2 separate regions of the Mus musculus genome follow, and region 1 is linked to region 2. The links are chromatin loops, found by intact Hi-C in ENCODE. Cell type or tissue: left cerebral cortex. All regions are shown on one strand. Links, peaks and the distances in the headings refer to the core of each region. The heading gives the core; the rest is flanking DNA. Region 1 overlaps Grm3 (glutamate receptor, metabotropic 3). Region 2 overlaps Elapor2 (endosome-lysosome associated apoptosis and autophagy regulator family member 2).

Region 1 (8,343 bases), core at 195-8,194, 270 kb after region 2:
CAATGAAAGTAGACTTCTAGAAAGTCAGCCTGCTCATATAACTCATAGAAACTGCTTTATTAGTTGAGGTTAATTAATTAATACTCAGCTGTGGAGTTCAGACAACTGGTTAATCCAATTATAGTGGAAGGATATGGTAAATAATTTGGTACAAGCAGTTCACAGAATGTTCTCTGTAGGACCATCAGTCCATGGTAAATTGATTTGTACTGATTATTTGAGTACCTCCAAAATGTTAGTATCTACAGATGAAGTCCTTGGGAGATATATTTGATGAAGTCTGTACAATACCAGGTTTCTTGTTGACAGGACAAGTGTTCTAGTAAGCACAGGTGATGGAGTTCTCTCTCTCACCATCTCGTGTGTAGATTGGTGTGTAGATTGAAAAGAAGGTATTCACCAAATCTGCTGCTAACTTGACCTTAGATACCTCAATGTCCAGAATTGTTTGCCACTATAGTATTTTGTTATAGTCTCCTGAGCAGTGGAATTGAGAAATGTTTTCCAAATTTGCATTTTTTCTCGTGAATTATCTGAAGCTTAGTCAATATGTAGCTTCTTTACTTCTAGTTCCAACAGCATTTGTTCTCACTACTCTAGGCTACGTCTAGCCAATAACCTTCATTTTAAAGAGATTCTGATGTTGGCTTTTGTGGTCTGCTACGTGCTGTGTGTGTCAGAGGTGATTGTCTATGTAACAGGCAGAAACTGGGGCTGGCATTCTCTCTCCTCCTCCTGAAACATTCCAACCTCTTCCATCTGAGGTGACCAAGGTTTTCTCTCCACACCACACAGCAAGGTCATAAGTTAAGATCTTAGAAGAAACAGGGGAAGGGGGAGTGCTGTATGTCACTTAACCTTTTTCTCCAAGAGGATTCATTTGTTCAAGTGATGATCTACCTCATCTCAAATTAGTAAATTCTGAGAGTTTCATGAACCAAGGCAGATGTCAGAAGAGATAGTTTGAAAAAGTAGGGCTATAAATATTTCTCAAATATATTTTCCCAAAGGGCAGGCCTTGGTCATTAGATAAATGTGTCTGAGTCTTACATTATGACTGTTTGTCAGTGTTGAAGTGAGGTATGGGGTGCCCATCACAGTCCCTGGGCTTGACAGAAATCACTGGAATTAAGGAATCAGCAAATGGAGGGTCTCTGCTTTTTCAGAAAAAAAAAAGATGTTTGAAAATAGAAACAGGTAATTATATTCCTCAGATCTCATTTTCTCCTTGAGGCAGATACAATTCCAACTGTTTCTGACCTTGTACTGCCATCTCTCAAATTGGCATGCATTTTGGCATATTTTTTGAAAGCAGTTTCTACTATGTTGTATTCACTAACACATGGCGTATTGAAACTGCTAAGTAAAATAGAAAATATTGCTAATAATCTATCTGCTATGTATTATTAACAATCGAAGGAAACAGCTCCCACCAGATGGAGGGACAGATCTGGGATTTCTATTATTTTCTTTCAAGTTTACAAGAACATTGTAACACAATTCACATTTGGAGAAAGATCTTTGAATAAGACTTATCTCATACTTCGGGTCTTGAGCACTGTGACAACAGGTATAAGCTTATGAAAACAAGACAACTTGTCTATGAGAAAGCACCCAGGTCACAGAATCTGAGATGGGAGCTTTTATATGGCAGTCCTACAGACTGAGCAGGCCACAGTATTTCTCTTATTCTTAGTGTGTTTAAAAGTGAGAATCTCTATGCCTTTTTAGTTGCAGGCTGCTGGATATATTATGGACAAATGCTCCAGTATATAAAAATACTGAGACTACATAAAGACAAAGTTACTATTCCAGCTGGGCAGAGACATTTCAAAGTTTTACTAGTCTACAGAACCTTTTTCAGCTTGTTTACCTAGTGGGAAATAATTAAATTGTAAGAGAAGAGACACAGGAACATTTAGACTTACCAAGCAAAAAAAAGCTGTTCCTTCAGAGTCTGTATTCTTGTGACTGTATTTATTTTTGAGAGATTGTGATGTTCTTTGAAGTCAGCTCCAGAAAATTTATTTCTTTCACATTTTCAGAGCTTCTATTTATTTCTCAGGTTGTTAACAAATTTATCATCTTTCTATAATGTTCTTATTCTCTGATTTTCTTTAGACATATTTAATTATAAATAATGTTTCAGACTATTTCTTCCACGATATTTCCTTGTTTTTAGGAAGGGTTCTGTTTAAGGGTAGATGATGTTTTGGCCTGTAGGGCCTTTTCTGGGTCCCACTCATTGCTCTTTGTTTTTTGTTCTTGGGAAACATGCCCCTTCATTTGAATCTCAAGAAAGATTTGTTGAATGAAAGCAAACATGGCAAGAAAACATTAAACTGAGTGGCTATAGAGTTTTCATTATAATTGACAAAGTTTGCCTTGGGGTTAAAAATAAGTTTTGATTTTTGTTTAGTACTTGCTCTTAGGCAAGTGACTGGATCATCACTTCTTTTGTCAAATGGGCTCACAAGTGTGCTCCTGACTCATTGAATTCTTGTAACAATAAAGCAGATGGTCCTTGCTATGTTATAGCCACAGGACAACTGGTTAATAATGATCTACTATTAGAACATATCAGTAGTTTTGTCTTTCTACAGAATCTAGCACAGTACTTCTATAGAGCCTGTGTGTATGTGTGTGTGTGTGTGTGTGTGTGTGTGTGTGTGTGTGTGTGTATGAGAGAGGTCAAGACAGAGACAGAGAGACAGAGAGAGAAAGATGCCAAGACAGAGAGACAAAGAATGTCTGTGCACAGGCATGTCTTATATCCAAATGAACATGTTAAATAAAGGAGGCCAGTTTTTAGCTTGCATGATAATTTTGATAACTCCTTTTTACTTTTTCTCTGTGTGCTTGTATGCATGTGTGATTGTGACTATGTGTGCACATGTACATGCTGGTGTGAATTTCTCTCTCTCTCTCTTTCTTTCTTTCTGTGTGTGTGTGTGTACATGCATACATGTATAAAGGCCAGAGATCTCTGTCTGGCCTTCCTTAAGTTTTTTCAGCCTTATTTTTTTTGAAACAGGCTGTCACTGAACACTTACTTGCTAACACTGACTGGTCAGTAAGTGCAAGGGATCATCCTACCTCGCCCTTCTCAGCTTGGGATAACAGGTGCACGCTGTCATGTCTGCTGCTATGTGAGTCCTGGGAGTGGAACTCAGGTCCTCATGCTTAAGCAGCAAGTGATTTTATGGACCAATTATCTTCTTAGCTCTGTAGTGTTTTCTAATGGAGAATTACAAATTAAATTTTTTTGAATAGTTTTAACTTTTCATATGCTTGCAAAGTTTCTGGATGTATTTTGTCACTCTGTGTCCTCACTATATACCCCAAATCTTATTTTGTTCGGGAGCTAATAAATATCTTCCCATCAGTTGTTTTGCTAAGAGCTGACTTTTCTGGTTTTATTGTTTTTCTTGAGAGCTTCAACAGAAATGACTCCACATCCTGTAAAACTCAACACTGGTCTCGAAATTGTTATCGTGTTAGAATGTCTATGTTGTTATGTATTGGCTGTAAGTTTTTGAAAACTGCACATCTAGATTTTGAAAATTGCTATATGTTTGATTAGTGTCTATGTTTGTCCAAGTGATTTTTGGTAGAAAGAGCAGTGCACTCTGACTAGAAAATAAAAGTGCACTCTAACAAACTAAACCGGAGAACCTCTTATGCTTTCTGTGGAGCTATCATCTACATATGTGGCTTTGTTCTGAAACATGATATCTTGGTGTAGAGTTTGTATAGACTTTATATGGATTTTTTCTAAGTGGATCTGTGTGTGTGTTTTAAAGTACTGTGTGTACTTTTCAAGTTCTGAAGCAGGACTGCTAATCTGATAGGAAGAGAGAGTCTATGTAGAGCATCACTTCTTAGAATGCTTCTCTGGTTCCAAGGTGAAATCGCAAATATATTAATGGCCTACTTTTCCTCTACCAAGAAAATTGATTTTCCCTTTGTTTCTAAGGAAAATCATTCTGAGGATACTCAGCACTGTGTGATGAATGCACTATAAAAACACTTTAGGACCTCAGATGGGAGAAGACTGACTTAACATTTGTTTGCTCCATGCAGCCCAACTCAATTCCCATAAAAACAGTTAGTTTTGTAATGGCCCCTCTCCCTTTAGTTTCCTAAATCCACACAGATGTTTTTTGTGAATAGTCTAATGCCCAACAAGGTATAAAGACAGCTGAGCACCTGCTTTTGGCTCTTTCTAGATTTGCCAAGTGTACCTTGGAAGGTAGTTCCTAGTCATTTGCTCCTAGACTGTCTAGTAAAAGCTTGCATTTCAGTGCCTGGCATAGGGAGAAACAATTGAGTGGGAGACTGAGGCTACCAAGATATTTGCTAAAGAATCTTAAGGAAGCCTACACATGGTTGTGTTGCAGCCAGATTTTAAGTGAACAAAATAAAAGCCTGCTTTTCCCCCTTGTGGTTATTTCAGGCTTCTTATTTTAAAAGTAACCTTCACATATGGTTCTTCCATATAAGCCTAAATATATTTTGTGTTGGTATATGCATGATGGGAGCTTACTTTTCATGATACAGAACATTGAATAATGTGTTCTTAATTCTGGCTTTTTCAGTTTGTATCAGTATGAAGTGGCCACTGAAAACTCTCACAAAACTACTGCTCCATGTTTACACACAGCTAACTAACTTACACTTTTACATTCTTAGCACATTCTATTAATTAAGGAAATCACTTTCATGTCAGCAGTGGGATTTACATGACAACAGCTTTTGGGGCTCATTGGAGCATCAGACCAGCATGTCACAAAAGTCCCTTGTAGTGTGGGTGGTGACAGGGCTCTATTGGCAACAAATTTGCAATGAAAATATCTCATAAATGTGCAGCCACCCAGAACATTGCATAGAAAGTATCTTCTGGATAGTCACATAGGCCACTAATGTCAAGGAAGACAATTTCCCATCTCTTACATGAACCAGATAAATTATTAGGACGTATAGCCACACACAAACACATAAATGTCCTAAAACATATACTGTTGAGGCAAGAGGTGGATATAGAACTGGCACCCACGTGTTTTCTTGTGTTATTATGTATTTTACATGACCTGTATAAATGTTGGATGAGGATCTTAAATCATACAAGAGGATGGAATAGCCCAGAGGAGTAAATGATAAGGAGTTAGCAATAAGATAAATTAGAGTCATGAAATAAGCTGAATTAAAAAATTCTTAATAGAGAGAACCATTACACTACATAATAGTTTTTCAAAAACTCTGGAAGAAGTCATCACATGACCTGTTAAGAAATACACTGGACTAATGCACTCCAAAATACAGTAATGCTGTAGGGACCCAGGCAGCATCAGAGATGGCAGGAGGAGGATGACTAATGGTTTGTGTGGTCTCCGTTGTTACTATGATTGTACTCATTTTGTGTGCTTAGGCTGGATAAATAATCTTTTCTCATTTTACTCTGCTTCTTGAAAGCAATTTCAGCAAATCTGTCTAATGTAGATTGGATACATTTAGCACAGTTTCCAAAGAATGAACAATCAACTCAGCATAAAACAGCAAAGAGAGAGCACTGTGTGTGAACAGCAGACCCTTGAGGAACTGGTCTGAAGAAGAAGACTATCACCCTGCACCTCTGGCCGTATTCTATACTGAAGAAGTTCCCTCCTCTTTTTAATCAAAAAATGAGATATTTTTCCCCTTTTTGAGTGGGTTCTTGAGATAATGTTGAGTACAGAAAACAAATCAAAATACTTCATTCTTAGGCTGATAGGCCACACCTTGCTAGGTACTCGCCAAACCCTGCAAAGAGCCAGGGCTCATTTTGTGATTTATGTTTACAAGAATGGACATGAAGTAGGGATCACTAATTTGAAAATGAATTTCAAGCTCAAAAAGATGAGCATATTCCTGAGAAAGTTGTATGCTATTATTGCTATGTATCTTACAAAACTGGATAATCCAAGACTAACTGTGTTTCTGATTGATTACCTGTCATGAGGCAGAGAAGAGAAACAGATGACCTTTGGATGGTCTGGATCTTTCATTCAACACAGATATTAGTTATAACTTAGAAAAAAAGATCAGTCATTTTGGTGCTATCTTTGCATTTCAACTTAACCAGTTTAATTCCAATGGCATGAAATAACAGAAGTGTTGCTAATGTTAGGCAATCTTGAAATAAGTAATAAGATTCACATTTCCTCCACATACACATACTGTCACTTTGAAGATACAACCATCATCCAAACATGTTTTCTTGATTACTGATGACATGTAACTGAGAAGCCCTATGCACGTTAAGTAGTGAAGCAGCCTTTTCCTTTGTGCACTGAGAAACTTTTTCTTTTTAATATATTAAGCTTCACATTTTATAAAAAAGATATAGTGCACAGAAGTACATGTTTTCACCATTTTGGAGTGTGAGTGGGGTTGGATTTAAGAATACAAAGTTTTCTTCTCATATTGTTTTAGTCCCAGGAATGCAGATACAGTTTTCTTTGTTTCATGTGTGCTAGAATACATTTCAGAATTTTTTCCTGTGCTATTTTGTATCATAAGCACCAAAAGTATCACTTAGCATGTAACTCAGGAGAGCCCATGGCATGTCCACTGTAACTCAGGAGAGCCCAAGGCATGTCCAGTCCACTCAACATATCTCTGTGGGCAGCCAGAACCCAAAGGTGTGGACAACCCAAACCTACAGGTGTGGGAAACCCTTGTAACTGTAAGTCACTGCTATTGCAAAGTGAAAAATGCTACTTTATTAAGGTTTGCTACACTTTAACTTTCAGATTCTCAAATTATATTGGGCTGATTTTAGGGGGGAAAAGACAAATAGCAGTGCAGAATACTAACAGCTAATCAGAGTTCCCTCAACATCTTTGGTAGGATTGTTATTCACAGGCATCTAGTCTAATGGGAATCTGGATATTTTGGTTAATGCTGATACCCAATATTTATATATACAACAGAGTTCAAGTAGCAACCTCAAACTGCGATCAGATAAATCAAAGCCAATTTAGATATGAAGACAGTTAAATGAATATTTCCAAAGGGATGGATGTTAACCCCACCTCTAACCCCAACAAAGTTGCTAAACAAGCAGTCCTGGGGGCCAGGAACAAAGAAATTTAAGCAACCAACTGCTGAGGTGCTTAACACTAAAACTCATAAAAATCATAACTTGCTTTGTACTACTGTGTGATTACATTGGGCATGTATATATTCAATGTATCTATAACATACCTATTACTGTTCAAACAGGAGTAGAACTATTTTATAAGTAAATTAGTTGAATTGGTGACCATACATTTTGAGAGAGGTGGAGTTTTGTCTTCAGAATTTGCAGCACTCTAAGATATTTTGAAAGCATCTGTTCACTCCCTTAAACCAGCTCTCTGAATGTATTATACCTTTAAGAGACCCTTAAATGTTTCTTACCTCATAGAGGAACTAGAAGGAAATCCAAGTGAAATTCCGAAAGAATCAGCTTATTGGCTATATAACCTAGTCTATTTTTGGACCACGGATCTCCCGCCCTCTCCGAGTTATCTCACTGCCAGATAAGAAAATGGAACAGGATCAATGGGTAGATATGCTTTGAGTCTGGTTCTTGAATTTCTTTTTTGGCTCAAGTCAAAAAGAGCAAAGGGCAGCGAGTTAGGGCTAATTTCCAAGCACGTTTGCTGGTGGGTGAACCTCTGTCTGCCCCTGGCTGCGGAGCTTATCCTGGCAGCACCAGGGGGTCCTGCTGACCGCTATCCTCCTGCCTGACAACCTCCACACCCACATGCAGCTACCAGTGTGTGAGCCACACATCACAGGGTTCCTGTGCACAAAGCCTTATAAAACCCCCAAGCGCAAAGCTGGATGGAGGCGGTTGGAGAATGAGACCTGTCTCTCTAATTAGTCCCTCTACCTCTCCTTCTCTGGCTGCAGATCTATGCTCTGAAATTGGCCCCTTCTTGAAGGGACAGTAGCGCGCGCACACACAAACTCACTCTCTCACTCACACCCACATTGCTCCTATGACCCACGTTTTCCACCCCCTGGCAGATAGATATGTAGGGACTGGTCCGTGCTCTGCCTCAACTTTCCTCGCTTTGCCTGCCCCACGCGGCACCCGAGCTCCTGCGCCCTGGCTGGGCACCCTCCAGAGGGGCAGGTCCCCTTCTGGGCTGCTTACCTCGCACGGTCAACTCCTGGCAGGAACTGAAGCTGACCGCGGTGGTAGCGGCAGCGGTGAGCCTGCACCCAAGCTCTGGCTCATGGTTGGTCCTCTTCATCCGACACAAAAGAGGGAGCTTGCTGCCTTTGTCCTTTCTAAATCCAAGGGAGAACTTA
Region 2 (8,343 bases), core at 104-8,103:
CTCCATATGTATACACATGGCTGTATCTGTACAGATAAAAATAAAAATTCTTTATGAAAATCTAAAAAGCACGTAAGTTATAATATGGACTACTGAGTTTCACTGAGGATGCTGGTACCTTGGGTCTTGTTCCCTTTGTCTGAGGTCCTAAAGTATAGGAAAGTTTTAAAGTAACCCAGTTTCCTAGTGGTTCTTAGGAATCAAATTCATTATAACTGCTGGGAGCAGTGAAAATTTGGGGGTGTGAGACCTGATCTGAGAGTGTTGCTGTGGACTCCAAATGTACTGGGCTTCAAACTTCAGCACCAAGGTCAGCTGCCAGGTTCATGCTAATTGGCCGAGGTTTGCTGCTGCCACTGTTTTATCTAAGAGAAGGAAAATTCTGTCTTTCTGATTAAGCAAATCAGTAATTAAATAAAACTATATGAAGTATGGGCATGGGAGCACCAGGCTTGGTGAAATAAACATGTCTGTACTTAAGCTGAGCAAACATAACCTGTCTCTACTGACAAAACTCGGTGGAAGAGCACAATACTGGAATAGATTTTTGAAACATTAGAACTACAAGGAACTGTAGAAACCATCTAAACCACTGTATATATCCTACAGATTCTAGAAAAACAAAACAGAAGAACAAAACATCCTAGTGAAATGAGCTAGATTTCATGAAAGAATCTTTCTTTCTGGAGATGTTAGAAGATTTCTTACTCTTATCTGGAATGGCTCAGTTTAATATTTCTGGTGAGGGGATGGGTGAGGGGACAGTTGTCAAGGTAAAGCTATTTTGTACTCAGATGTACAGAGACTAAGTAAACCTAATCTTCCCTGCTGCTTCAGTTTGTTTTTCAATGTCATCTAGGTGTCACTGTTGACACTGCCTTGCAAAACGTTAATATCAAGGAGGATATGTTCCCAGTGTCACCGAGCCAAGTACCAGATGTTCATTTCTTTTATAAGTAAGTGAAGGTATTTTTTCTTGTGACTATATTTTAAATAAAGAGCTCATATGTCTCAATCTGTGGATTTTAGTTCTTATTCTTGGTTATAATTTCCTAGTGGCAAGAAAGAAAGATAATGTTGCTTCAGGGTGCCTAGCATGACAGCTTGTACTCAATGGACAATAAGAATGTGGGCATTAAGTAGCTTGATAAAAGTGAGAAACAGAATTTTTTGAGAATCTAATTTCACACACACACACACACACCTTGTACATACACACATACCATGAATGCACACACCATGAACACACACACCATGCACACACATCCATACACCATGCATGTATACAACACATACACACACACACACTCACACACACACACCATGTGCATGTGCTCTCTCTCTCAGGAGACTTTGGTTCATTGCCTAAGCAGTAATTACTTCTTATTCATTAACTTGCTTTTTATTCAGCCTGATGTTTTGATACAATTGACTCTTGTTTCCCTCAAAAACTTTCATTGTGATTAAAATCATAATAATTTTACTAAATGCCTTAATGATGGTCATCTTCATACAGGTGGTGAAAGTCAATATACTGAATTTGTGTCAAGTTAGAAATTAGAAACCTTTAATAATTTTCTCTTTTTGTTTGTTCATGGAGCATGGGAGCCATTCTGTACATGACCCTTGTGTCCTGGTCATCTGTATTGTATTTGGTCTTTAATCTAGTGCCTGCTTTACAACAGGTCTTCCACAGCCACCACATCTTGTATTAATGGACGATCGACTGCTGTGAAGATGAGGTGTAATCCCATGAGACCTGGTGCAGGTGTGATATCAGTCCCCAGGTATTGACTTTTCCTACAGGGCTATTCTGTCAAATTCCTTGTTGGAAGCAAAGCTGTCTGGACTATTGTGGTTAAAACATATTCTTTATGAAATAAAGCCGAATGAGCACAAAAGAAGCAGTGGGTGTACTATAGGAATATGTCAGGGCATGATTCAGATGAATAGGTGCTAGTCACTCATACTGCCTCCCAGCCTCTTACAGGACATCCCCTTTCCCCTTTCCCCTTCAGCAGCTGACTTCCTTCAAAATTACTTAGGCAATAAACAAGGAGTTGCACTGTTTGTATTTTTGTGTTTATCCTCACTGTTTATTGGTCTCCTTGGACTGGATGGGAGTATACCTGTTTCCTAGATCAACAATTAACTGTCTGGACATTGAGGCCTTGGACGAACTAATCTAACCTGTGCCACGATTCCTTTCTCTGCAAGGGAATGAGGTCTTGAAGACAATGCTTAAGTCCATTTTCAAGCCCAGGTTTTTTGAGAAATTGTAGCAGAATCATCAGGATAAATCTGACCAGTAGGACATAATGCAGAATATTCAATTGATTGAAATTGAGGTACCAGCTCTCTGTGGTCTGTATTTGATATATCCTGTTAAATTTTGCTGGAAACACCAAAATATAACTTCTAGGCTTTGAAAACTATTCATTTAAATACAGCCTGCCATTCCCACGAAGGACACCTAAGTATCTCAGTATTTTCAGGATGTTTAGTTAAGGGACCTTTTGATGATAGTGTGGTTCTATCTAAATCATTTAAATAAGAAAATTATTTAGATTTTTTGCAACCTCACTTAAAAGTGATTTAAAGCTCTCCTGTTTATGCTACAGGTGGATTAGAAAATGCTACCCTATACCTGAAACTACTGTGTATTCTAGCAACAATTGTACACAGTAATGTTGGCTTATTTTGGGAGATATAGGTACACTAGCCTCGCTTCTCACCAGCGGCTTCTCTGGTTCGCATTGCTCTAATGATTCATTATTTTTTCCCACCTATTGAAGGTGAGAGAAGAATGTGGTGAGAGAACAGAGGAATAGACATGGATAGGGAAATGGGCAAAGATGGATGCTCCTGAGCTACAGAGCATCCTTCTGTTCCCTTGCAGCTGGATTCCCCACAGCCAACTAGAGTCTACGTAAAGACGCATATGAAGATTCCAGAAACAGACACACATCTCATCACTCTGGGGATCGGCTGGGTAGTTTGAGTTGTGGTGCTCATTACATTCACTATAGTCCTCATGAGGTCCTTTTCCAGATTTTGTAATTAACCTCTCTGGGTCTGGTCTTCCAAGTCCATCTGGATGGCTTTAAAGGTTCCTTGCCAGGTCTCTGACTCAAGCAGATGGTATCCTAATGACCGGGTATGGCCTGTAGAAAATAAATCGGTTTCTACTCTGCCAGGGCGGATTTTGATTTCTCACCATAAATAAAATACAGCCTCATGGGGTTAAAGGGTGGCATCTCATGAGCAGAAGAATATAAAGTTTCTCTTTTTGACTTCCAGCTTTACCTCTAAGGGAACTTTACCGTGTTCACCAGGGTTTCTCTGGATTGCCTGAAGAAGAAACCTTAGAATATCTATTGTTAAAATTTATTTCTGAATCTCTGGGTGTTGAACACTGGAGTATTTCTAAAAATAGAAGGCAACTGAAAACCATACTAAAATCGGAGGGCTGTTTCTATTGACCTGACATACCATAGATTTTACATGCTCTACTTTCCTGAGACAGATTCTCTATTCTTTAGTACTATTGTTTACATCTTGGCCTTCTGAAATGCTGATTTAAAATGCAGTATTCATGGCAGAGTTTGGCACACAGATCTTGATAAAAATTCATTTGTAGCTGTGATAATGTGCATACAGACAACTGCTCTCGGAAGCTATACTGAGTCCCCCAGTCAAATGTTAAGACTTTCAGTTTTCTCTTGAGTGAATTTCCCATCAGGGCACAAGGGGGAGCGCAAGGATCAGCCCAAGAAAACCAGTAGCTTGCTTGTCCTCAAATAATTAGGGTTTTCACTGAAGGGCGGAATAAAGATTTCCAACTATCAGGGAAGTAATAGACAGGTTTCTTATTCTACTTTTGAGGACGACTTATTGTTGCATCTTTTTTCGAAGCTTTAAAATATCCAAGAAAAAGATGCTAACCAGACAGTTGGACTTCAGATGGTGTTGACCAAGAAGTCAGAATGAGACCTGACAGCAGTGCCACATCAGGAATTATTCTTGGCCAACCATGTGAAAATGACTTCAGGATTAGTAATAGTCAGCAGGGTCTTTGAAGCTTGGTGGTCAGGAAAACTTTCAAAAGCCCCTTCAGCTCTTAAAAAGTGAAGTCTGGACAGGGAGAAGAGATTTTCTGCTGTATTTTCTGCATGAGTGTGTACTTGAGAGGGAAGATGTTATCTGGACTTCAGTTTTATCTGTGATCAGAAACTTCAACCTTTCCGCTTGATCTGGAAAAATGCAAGTATAGAGTGCCTAATTCCAAAAAGTGTCTGGAGGAGTTGGAGTAATGTAGGTGAAAACTTTACAGTGTGGCATCTCGGGCAAACGAAATCTGACAGCCTCAGTTGTTTCTGAGGTATTTTTTATCTAATGAAGTTTGCTCCTTGGGTACAGACTAAGTTTCCTCTGCAAGGGACAGCTAATACCTCTAAATAAATCTGCATAGATAAGTTCACCCCCTGGCTTCTTAAACCTCTGTCAACTTCACAGACGGATGGACATGAAGCTGAAGGTACCGATTGTACGGGACAGTGCATACCTGAGCATTATATCTGAGAATTGCCTATTCATGGGCATGAGGCGTTTGCGTTAGTGAAAAGATTACACAAGTACCTTCTTAGAAAGCAGGCATTAAAAGGATGTGATCTGGAAGATCCGTAAGTTAAACATGTTTGCTTCACCAAGTAGGGAGCATCAAGCCTGAGATTGTATAGCTGTTGAGTACCATGCCCGGGATGGAACAACCTCCTAATAGCTCTTGTTCTTTTGGGACAAAAATGCCTTTTCATTGCGATATTTCAAGCCACGGTCCTTCCATGTCTCCTGAGTGGGGATTTGTCAAAAAGCACATTTAATAAAAAAGTAAAGTGGATTTATCCTAGGGTACATCTCAGCAGATCTGCAAGTTGTGTCTTATTTTAACTGACTTGCCTTCTTTAAGCGTTCACCATTAATGTTCATGTAAGAGCACCATTTTCATTTTTCTCTTTACTTCTCGCCAGTTTATGAATGCATTCAACTGCTTCAGTTGGTTTTTAGTCAGTATAAGATTGTTTTGTGAAATCCTCTTGCAGAATCCAAATTCATTTCATGATCATCACAGCCTCTGTGGATGTTGCATCTCACCAAAGGGATGCTTTGCAGTTCTGTCCTGATAGTGTTCAAGAGTTGCGTACTCTAGGGATTTATACCTCAGGTTCAAATTTCGTCTTTATATCAAAGTCATTAGGTTTATTGGTCTCTAATGCAGCATTTGGTTGAGACATCAAAGAGGCCTATTAATGTCAAAAGTCTATCTACTTGAAATTAAGAGTCAGAGATAGCTAAATGAGTTTTTTATCTCTTTCCTCTGATTCTTTACAGAAAGATAATAGATATCCAAATTTGAAAATCAAGATAACACAAAAGATTAAGACAAAATATGTTTCTAGAACAGAAATGTACTGACACATATAAAAGCTTTATGAACATTTGAAAATACAAAAAAAAAAAAAATCCAAAAAACAAAAACAAACAAACACACACTGTAATCAAGAAAGGGAAACCTTAGCTGGGCGGTGGTGGCACACGCCTTTAACCCCAGCACTCGGGAGGCAGAGACAGGTGGATTTCTGAGTTCGAGGCCAGCCTGGTCTACAAAGTGAGTTCCAGGACAGCCAGGGCTATAGAAAGAAAGAAAGGGAAACTTTTAATGCAGACATATTAAAATTGTACAATTCGAACATGAATAAGTCATTTTAAGAGATGGTTACAATCACATCACAAAACATTCATACAATTTTAGAATAATTTTTAAATAGAGGTAATAAAACTGAAGTTTTTTTGCCACCAAGAAAAACAATCTATAGATAAAGGAAACTAGGAAGCAAGTTCCCTAATGTGGTCTTGAATAAGTATGAACTTGTGGTAATTAATCTTAGAAGAATTCTTTTGAAAGGGGAATCCATAAAGGTGTGTTTTTAAATTCCTTGTTCTAAGAGTCACATGTAAAAATTACCCTTATGTTAAAATTCTGTTGGCTAGGTTTGAATGTTTGTGTTTCCCAAATTAATATGCTAAAATAACATTACAGTGCTAAATCCCAGCCTAGGGATATTAGAAAGCAGTAGCTTTGAGAGGTGTTTAGCTTATAGTGGTTCTGACAGCGTGAATGAAATGGGTGTTCTTATAAAGGTCCCTAAAGAGCTAGCTAGCCCTATGCCATGTGAGGTCCCTAAAGAACTAGCTAGCCCTATGCCATGTGAGGTCCCTAAAGAACTAGCTAGCCCTATGCCATGTGAGGTCCCTAAAGAGCTAGCTAGCCGTATGCCATGTGAGGTCCCTAAAGAGCTAGCTAGCCCTATGCCATGTGAGGTGTCCCAAAGAGCTAGCTAGCCCTATGCCATGTGAGGTGTCTCAAAGAGCTAGCTAGCCCTATGCCATGTGAGGTCCCTACAAGGCTAGCTAGCCCTATGCCATGTGAGGTCCCTAAGGAGGTAGTTAGCCCTATGCCATGTGAGGTGTCCCAAAGAGCTAGCTAGCCCTATGCCATGTGAGGTGTCCCAAAGAGCTAGCTAGCCCTATGCCATGTGAGGTGTCCCAAAGAGCTAGCTAGCCCTATGCCATGTGAGGTCCCTAAAGAGCTAGCTAGCCCTATGCCATGTGAGGTCCCTAAAGAGCTAGCTAGTCTTGCGCGCGCTCGACTGGCCAGGAAGAACGACGCTGCAACAGGATCCTTCTGCACACGTTTATTGGGAGAGCTTGATTGTAGAGGCGAAAAGACTTCGAGCCCAGAACTGGTGCTGCTTTTATAGGCCTAGGAGGGGCGTGTCTCACACCTGGATTGGTTATGCACTAAGCCTCATTTGCATGTTCCTCATCTGATTGGCTACTCTCTCTCAGTACCTTACAGAACCTCATTATCATACCTCATTTGCATGTCTCACATCTGATTGGTTATACTCTCAGTACCTTACAGAACCTCATTATCATGCCTGGGCCAGGCAGTGTCTTTGCAAAAAACTTTACTGCTTATGTACACATTGGTTGTTTGTCCAATCTTATGCGTGGTGGCCAGCAGTAGTCAGTGCCACTCAGCAACGGCACATGTGGCTTCCCACAAGCTAGCCCTATGCCATGTGAGGTCCCTAAGGAGGTAGTAGGCCTTTGCCATGTGAGGTCCCTAAAGAGCTAGCTAGCCCTATGCCATATGAGGATTCACTGTAAGACAGCATCATCTGTGAAACAGAGGTCAGGCCCTCGATCAGAAACACTGAGGACTAAGCCTCCTCCGCTTCTGTAAATTTAGAAAACAGGATTCTATTATTTTTCAAGTGAATGTGTTTTGCTGTAACAGACCAAATAGTGTAAGACACATTCCTGCACAATCATACTTAACCTTTAAAAATTGAGCAAGAGACCATGTTTTATGAATCCAACACTAGAGGGCCTTATCTCATTGCCCAGGATCTGCAACAGAGAGAGGCTGTTTCAGGAGATGCCAAGGCTGAGAGGAACCATAGGTCAGATGACAGCCTCTGTATCCTGGCACACTTTAGAGGGATAGTTTAATTAAAATTCTGAAATGCAGTTTATTTCAAAGAATCAAAATTGGGTACCACCCATAGTAAAAGAGTCATTGGGTTAAAAAGATTAAGGACTTTGTTCTAAACTGCATTTAATCTAAGTGTATCATTAGAAAAGTGAATTCTACCAAGGAGAAGTCCCTAATCACTGTAGTGTTTTGACACAGTGGCAGTCTTATAAATGACATGAATATCTAGATTTTTTTCCTTCAAGTTTTTGTGCTTTTGTCAGTTCCCTAGAAATTGACTTGCATTGTTAATCGTCTTCAAACTTTGCGTTGCTTTGAGCTTCCAAAGTTTGCTTTAGGACTTCAACTTTGGAAATTACAAAACTAAGGCAGGGGAAGGAGGAAAACTGTCATTTTAAAGTCCAGTTTGAATTAAAACCTGAGATATCTCCAGACGTTTTTGCAACTTTAATTATCTTTATCTTTTTGTTCATGTTTCGTTTCAAAATTTAACAGACTTGCTGTCCTCTCCATACTCCAGGATAAAAACTTTGTTCATTCCTTGGCAGGTCTCCATTCTTGGAAAGAGTGAGCTGGGGGACACAGGGCTAATTTTTGCTAAATGATCAGAAAATATGTTTACTTTAAAAATTGAAAATTGTAATTATATTGTAATACCTTTTTGATTAGGAATTTGGAGTTTTATTCAAAAGTAATTCAAAGAACTATTATAAGTTGCTTTTTTTGACCTAGAAGATGGGGAAAGGCAATGGCATCTTGTGTGGGAAGATTTTACCTATTGTAGT

Evidence for each region. A loop is a pair of places that touch in the nucleus more often than their neighbours do. Peaks named below come from ENCODE experiments on the same cell type or tissue, not always from the same donor. Only the 100,000 strongest peaks of a DNase experiment are listed, where the experiment ranks them.
Region 1: a loop joins it to region 2, with 2.7 times the contacts of the local background. A loop is called at or near these places in 2 of 42 quality-filtered maps.

Annotation. Positions count from the first base shown.
Region 1 is chr5:9,716,945-9,725,287 of GRCm38, forward strand. Grm3 (glutamate receptor, metabotropic 3) reads right to left here. Exons shown (of 6, transcript NM_181850.2): 1 at 8,186-8,343. Among named protein-coding and RNA genes, the nearest start is that of Grm3, 4.2 kb to the right of the region's middle. In left cerebral cortex, for the core only: a CTCF peak has its summit at 4,447 (motif pointing left); DNase peaks (open chromatin) are centred at 4,396, 4,766, 5,430, 6,662 and 2 more places; H3K4me3 peaks cover 3,630 bases; H3K27ac peaks cover 5,493 bases.
Region 2 is chr5:9,446,035-9,454,377 of GRCm38, forward strand. Elapor2 (endosome-lysosome associated apoptosis and autophagy regulator family member 2) reads left to right here. Exons shown (of 22, transcript NM_172706.4): 17 at 860-956; 18 at 1,686-1,787. Among named protein-coding and RNA genes, the nearest start is that of Mir879, 75 kb to the left of the region's middle. In left cerebral cortex, for the core only: CTCF peaks have their summits at 926, 1,145, 3,752 (motif pointing right) and 7,446; DNase peaks (open chromatin) are centred at 3,746 and 7,456.